Regions from separate parts of the Mus musculus genome. Here region 1 is linked to region 2. The links are chromatin contacts, found by Hi-C or POLR2A ChIA-PET in ENCODE. All regions are on one chromosome and are shown on one strand. Each heading gives the region's core, a stretch centred on a gene start or an enhancer-like site at or near the end of the contact. The rest is flanking DNA. Distances are from core to core; before and after follow the strand shown.

Region 1 (2,717 bases), core at 154-2,653, 420 kb before region 2:
GCATATACACACATGCATGCACACACACACACACACACACACACACACACACATACTGGATGGCTCCTGAGGAACCTGGAATCCTGCCTCAAAGTGAAGAGGATACACAGACAAAGGGGTCACTTGTGGTACTGATGCTCTGAGGAAGGGAAAATCTACAGCACAGACAGGCTAAGAATGACTGCCCCCCCCCCTGCCTTGATTTGTGCATGACAAAAGACTGTGCACTGCTGTCTGTCAGTGGCAGTCTCTCCTTCAGACTGCTCCCTGTCTCTCTCTCTGTGCACCTAAGGAATAAATAATAGGGAACTCATTTTTGCATGGGAAAGCCGTGAATACCTTATTTGAATGTTGCTGGGTTCTGTCTGTCCGTCTGCTGTTGGCTTGGGAAGCCACACAAGGATCAGAGTTAGATGGACCACAGCAAATGCTTCCCCAGGGCCAGTGCCCCAGCCAGGAGTCTTTGCCCTTCCTAAGTTTCTGATTGACTGCTCCATTCCTTAGAGTCCCGATAGAGCAATTGGAAGCTATGTTTCTTGAACTGGGGACCGCCATACAGCTAACTCTGTGCGATTTTATTTCATATATATCAATGCATTCCACAGTTTCTTTGGCTTCTGTCAGAATTTTAGTCCAGGGCTCAGACCTGAGCCTTATTGTAAGGACAAGGGGTGAATGGTGGTGTTGTCCCCTGCTCTGTCTCTAAGATGCCTTAACTATGTTATGTCTAGAATGCGTTGTATAGTCAGGGTTGTCCTTGAACTTATAGTTCTCCTCCATCTGACTCCCAAATGCTGGAATATAAGAATGTGTCACCTCGATTACAGAGGTACAATTTTACCTCGTGTCATGTGCTGGACTTTGGATTTAAAAAGCTTAATTTGCAAAAATAACTTGAGACTTAATACGATATTTTCTTTTGGAGAAGATTTTATTTGACTCTCACTAGGTGCCTGGAGGTGTTTAGATATAGAATCCAGTGTCATGTTACTTGAACTGAGAAACTGAGACCTGCAGGCAAGCAACACACACACACACACACACACACACACACACACACACACACACACACGTGGTCCTCTCTAGGATACAGCCCTTGGGAAGCCCCGCCCCCAACCTCGGGAAGCCCCGTTCACCCAGCACTGGCATCTCCTGAGAGTCTTCTTTTTCTTCCTGGTATTTTCATAAAATGACAAACGTACTGTCTTGTCTTCTGTCTGCCTCGCAGGGGCAGTGACAGCCCTAGATGTAGGTCCTGCGTCTCCAAATTTCCAGTTTCCCCTAGACCATTGCCAAGCAATTGCTCACTCTCTCGCTTGCTATTTGATCCTTTCATGAAAATATTTTTGTGTGTTTCATCTGACTTTGAAAGTTGTCTTCAGGATCCTCTAGTCTGCTGTAAATGGAAATAGAGTTCGGGAGAAGGTCTGTGAAGGCTGGCTTGCGTTTGTTTCCACAGGGAAAAATTCCAGTTGCTTTCTCTGTTCCTAAGCCCAACAGAATCAACTCTGAGTTCACCAGAGCCCTTAACTGCACAGAGCCTCACTGGAACACAGAGCCTGTCATAGGAGCATAGGACCTGGGATTCTGGGGTCCTCGGTTACAGAGTTAAAATACAATTTGGATGAGAGCAGTGCAACTTAGCAGCTCACTATGACAGTCTCACCTTGGCACACAAACCCTCACCCTGTGAGATTCGAGGAAAGGACCTGCTGGTTAAGAGAAAACAGAGAAACTTCCCAGACCTACCAGACCTGGGCTGAGGCTGGAATTCTAGAACGCATATTCACTTTGAGCCCTCTCCAGACCTGAGCTGGGGCTCACACACAAGAAACAGACACTCTCACACTGCCTCGTGCTACAGCTCATGCATGCGTGGGTGGGTGCGTGCGTGCGTGTTGAATGGTCACACGTGTTTCTTCCACTGGCTTTCAAATGTTTGCATGCCACTGGGTTAGAGCAGAGTGTGTTCCAGTATAGAGTGCCGATCCCACCGAGAGTTTCTGATTCAGAACATCTGGGCTGGAACCTAGAATGCGCATTTCATACAAACTCTCAGGTGATGCTGTGGGGTGGAGGGCCACACCTAGAGAATCTCCAGTCTTCTGAGGGTGGGAAATTGTAATCCACCCACCTTGGGTTTTCACATTAACCAGATGCTCAACTCAGTTCAGTGAGTCACACTTATGTAATATTCATGGTTCTAATAATGTAGCTCCTCTCTCTCTCTCTCTCTCTCTCTCTCTCTCTCTCTCTCTGTAATGAGGATTGAGCCCCAAGGCTTCACACACACCAGGTCTCTCTGCCTCTGAGCTACATCCCTAGCTCTTAACTGTTTTGATATGTTAACTTTTGATATGTTGATTAACATTGCTTTCTTTCTTTCTTTCTCCCGTTGCTGCTGCATTGTTGTGTTTGATATTGGAAGTTCCTATAGGGCACTGCAAAGGGTTTTATTCTACTCACAGTTTCATATAACAGTTTATTAGAAAAAGCAGTAAGGGCAGGAACTCAAGCAGGGCTGGCACCTGGAGGCCGGAGCTGATGAAGAGGCCATACTTACTGGCATGCTCCCCGGTAAGTATGCTGGGGATGCTTGCTCAGCCTGCTTTCCTATAGAATCCAGGACCACCTGCCCAGGGATGGTCCCCTCCACAATGGGCTGCTCCGCTCTCATCACTAATTATGAAAATATCCCACAGTTTGGCTCATAGCCA
Region 2 (2,700 bases), core at 132-2,631:
TTCACAAATGCAAAGGAGTTAGAATTTAAGAAAAAAAAACCTGACGTCAACATTAAATGAATACAAGTTGTGAATCATGCCTACACTATGTTCTCATATAACATCAACCTTTTGCTTTTTGGTGAAGATACACTAAAGGGAAATTTTCCATCTGCCTCAGCTTTGTCAGCACCACAGTGACAGTTTTCAGAGCACAGCGGTGATGTGCAGAGTTCTTATTTCATTGTGTGGGAAGCTACAGTTTGTTTCAGTTAGCTGAAAAACAATTGTGTGTCTGAGATAATCTAGAAGTCTGTACATGAGTCAAAGGATCATATTCAAAGGCTACCACCCAGGAACCTCATAGAAGTATGCATCCCCCAAATCTAACGTGAATGTGTGCATTCATGCAGTTCACATGAACGCTGACTCTCCCTCAGTATGAACATGAATAATAGTTGGACAGTCATATGCCACTTAATGTGTGCCAAGGACTGAGTTACAATGACGAGTTAGAAGACAAATGAGCACTGCTTGTATGAAGCTCATGAAGTAGCAGAAAAGGCATAGAATCACTAGTATAAAATAAAGTGTATCAGGGACAAGGTGACGGGCAATAGCAGGAGAGTGGTCAAAGAACTTTGCTGTTTGCTTCCCATGTTATGATGGTCTGACTTTGAATCTTACACAGGTTCTTGACAATGCACTTAAAACTTATTTTAACATTGGTTAACATTGGTCAGAAGGTTTAACTTCCATTTTGGTTCTCTGGATTAAGGTGGAGGACCTTCCTCCCTCCCTCCCTCCCTCCCTCCCTCCCTCCCTCCCTCCCTCCCTCCCTCCCTCATTCCCTCTCTCCCCTCTCTCTTTCTTTCTTCCTTCTTATCTATCTATCTATCTATCTATCTATCTATCTATCTATCTATCTATCATCTTCATCGCCATCATCTATTCACTTTATATCCTGCTTACTACACCCCCTCCTGGCACCTTCTCCCATAATTCGTCCTCCTCCCTTCTTATCTGAGTGGTTAGGGCTCCTCTGGGTATCCAGCTACCCTGCTACATCAAGTGTTTTCTGGGCTAGGTGCATCCTCTTCCACTGAGGCAGACCAGGCAGCCCAGCTAGAAGAACATATCCCATTGACAGGGAACAGCTTTTTACCCTGCTCAAGTTGTTCCTGACCCACATGAAGACCAAGCTGCATATCTGCTACATATATGTGAGGAGACCTAGGTCCAGTCTGTATATGTTCTTTGGTTGGTAGCTCAGTCTCTGAGAAGCCCAAGGGTCCAGGGTAGTTGACTCTGTTTGTCTTCCTGTGGAGTTCCTATTCCCTTTGGGGCCCACAATCTTTCCCTGTGTTCTTCCTTGAGAGTCCCCCAACTCCACCCACTGTTTGGCTGTGAGTGTCTGTATCTGAGTCAGCTTTTGTGTGAAGCCTCTCAGAGGACAGTCATGTTAGAGGTGGAGGAAATTTCAACACTAGTAAGTAGAACTCAGTAGCAAAAGTCCAGTCAGACCAAAAGTATCCTTCCCTCCTAACGAGCTCCACACCTTTATGTGTGATATTTCTCATATCCTAGAATGCAGCTTAAGAGGAGACTCCTCTACATCTTGAGATATAGATGATAATATTCAGACCTGGAAATGAATATTGTTCTGCTTTCAGGTTTTCCTTCCTTCCAGTCCTCAGAGAGATGCTAATTTTAAACTCTTCAAAAGTGAGTTAGGCAGGCAGACAGAGGAAAACATCCTGAAGGAGGCATTGAAAGATACATTTGTTAATTAGTTTCCATCAATTGGCTATTGCTACCTTGGAGGCTTTATGCTAAGAGCCATCGATGATAAACACTAGTAGTCGTAATAATGCCCTTGCCCCAGTTTCTATATCCAAGTCCCTGGAGCCACTGACCATGTTAGGCTCTATGACAAAAGATGAAGTTTTTGATGAGATAAAAGTTATCAAGCAGTTGATTCCTCAATGGTGAAGTTAGCCGGAGTTATACAGGTGGGTCCTGCAAGGGTGCATTTCATAGAGAGGATTGCCTTGCCTTGTAGAGATAGAGCTGGGGCCAAGAGCCAAGGAATGCAGCTGGTGTCTAGAAATAGGAAGATGGGAGGGAAGCAAGTCTCCTTTGGATCATCAAGAAGGCAGTATAATTCTGTTGACGTGTAGCTAAGCTCCTCGAGGTTGACTCAGTGGCCCTCATGCCCAGAGCTGTAAGGTAAATTTTGCTGTTGTAGGTTCATGCCACTTTGTCTAAGTAGCAATAGAAAAGTAGGATTGTTTAGAAGAAAGATCTTATCCCACAAGAACACTGAGTCTGAGCCATGAAGGCCTACAGAGGGCATATGATGAATAGTCATATTCACTGCTGAACAAGATTGTCACTGGAGAAAATAAACTTGTAGATAGAATAAAATATCTTCTCTGTTGGGCAAGATGGGAGCTTTTTGCTTTCCACAACGTTGTGTGTGTGTCTCTGAACAGAGAGGCCAGTACTCCAAGTGGATTTCTCTATAACAGCCAGGGAATGTAATCCCAACTAATAAATCAGCAGGGCCTATGAAAAGCTGAAAAGCTAAAGATGAGGTTATGACCTCAGTTTCAAAGAATCTGAGTTGATTCTGGCTTGATACATCATCTTAACAAATTTATATACAGACTTACAAACACTTTTTTCAGCTCACAGCTCTCTTCAAACCCCAGAGACTAT

What was found. A loop is a pair of places that touch in the nucleus more often than their neighbours do. ChIA-PET counts read pairs that join two places held with the same protein, here RNA polymerase II (POLR2A).
Region 1: a loop to region 2 is called in a map of T-helper 17 cell, with 2.7 times the contacts of the local background. The contact joins two enhancer-like sites. A Hi-C loop is called at or near these places in 3 of 37 maps with a recorded cell type or tissue (T-helper 1 cell, T-helper 17 cell and T-helper 2 cell). POLR2A ChIA-PET finds 5 or more read pairs at or near these places in 1 of 5 experiments (Patski).

The regions. Positions count from the first base shown.
Region 1 is chr13:111,405,582-111,408,298 of GRCm38, reverse strand. No RefSeq gene overlaps it. Among named protein-coding and RNA genes, the nearest start is that of Gpbp1, 83 kb to the left of the region's middle. Within about 2 kb of position 1,403, at least 1 of the 3 ENCODE cell types and tissues checked has a DNase peak (open chromatin) inside an H3K27ac peak, as active enhancers do.
Region 2 is chr13:110,988,313-110,991,012 of GRCm38, reverse strand. No RefSeq gene overlaps it. Among named protein-coding and RNA genes, the nearest start is that of 4930526H09Rik, 86 kb to the right of the region's middle. Within about 2 kb of position 1,381, at least 1 of the 3 ENCODE cell types and tissues checked has a DNase peak (open chromatin) inside an H3K27ac peak, as active enhancers do.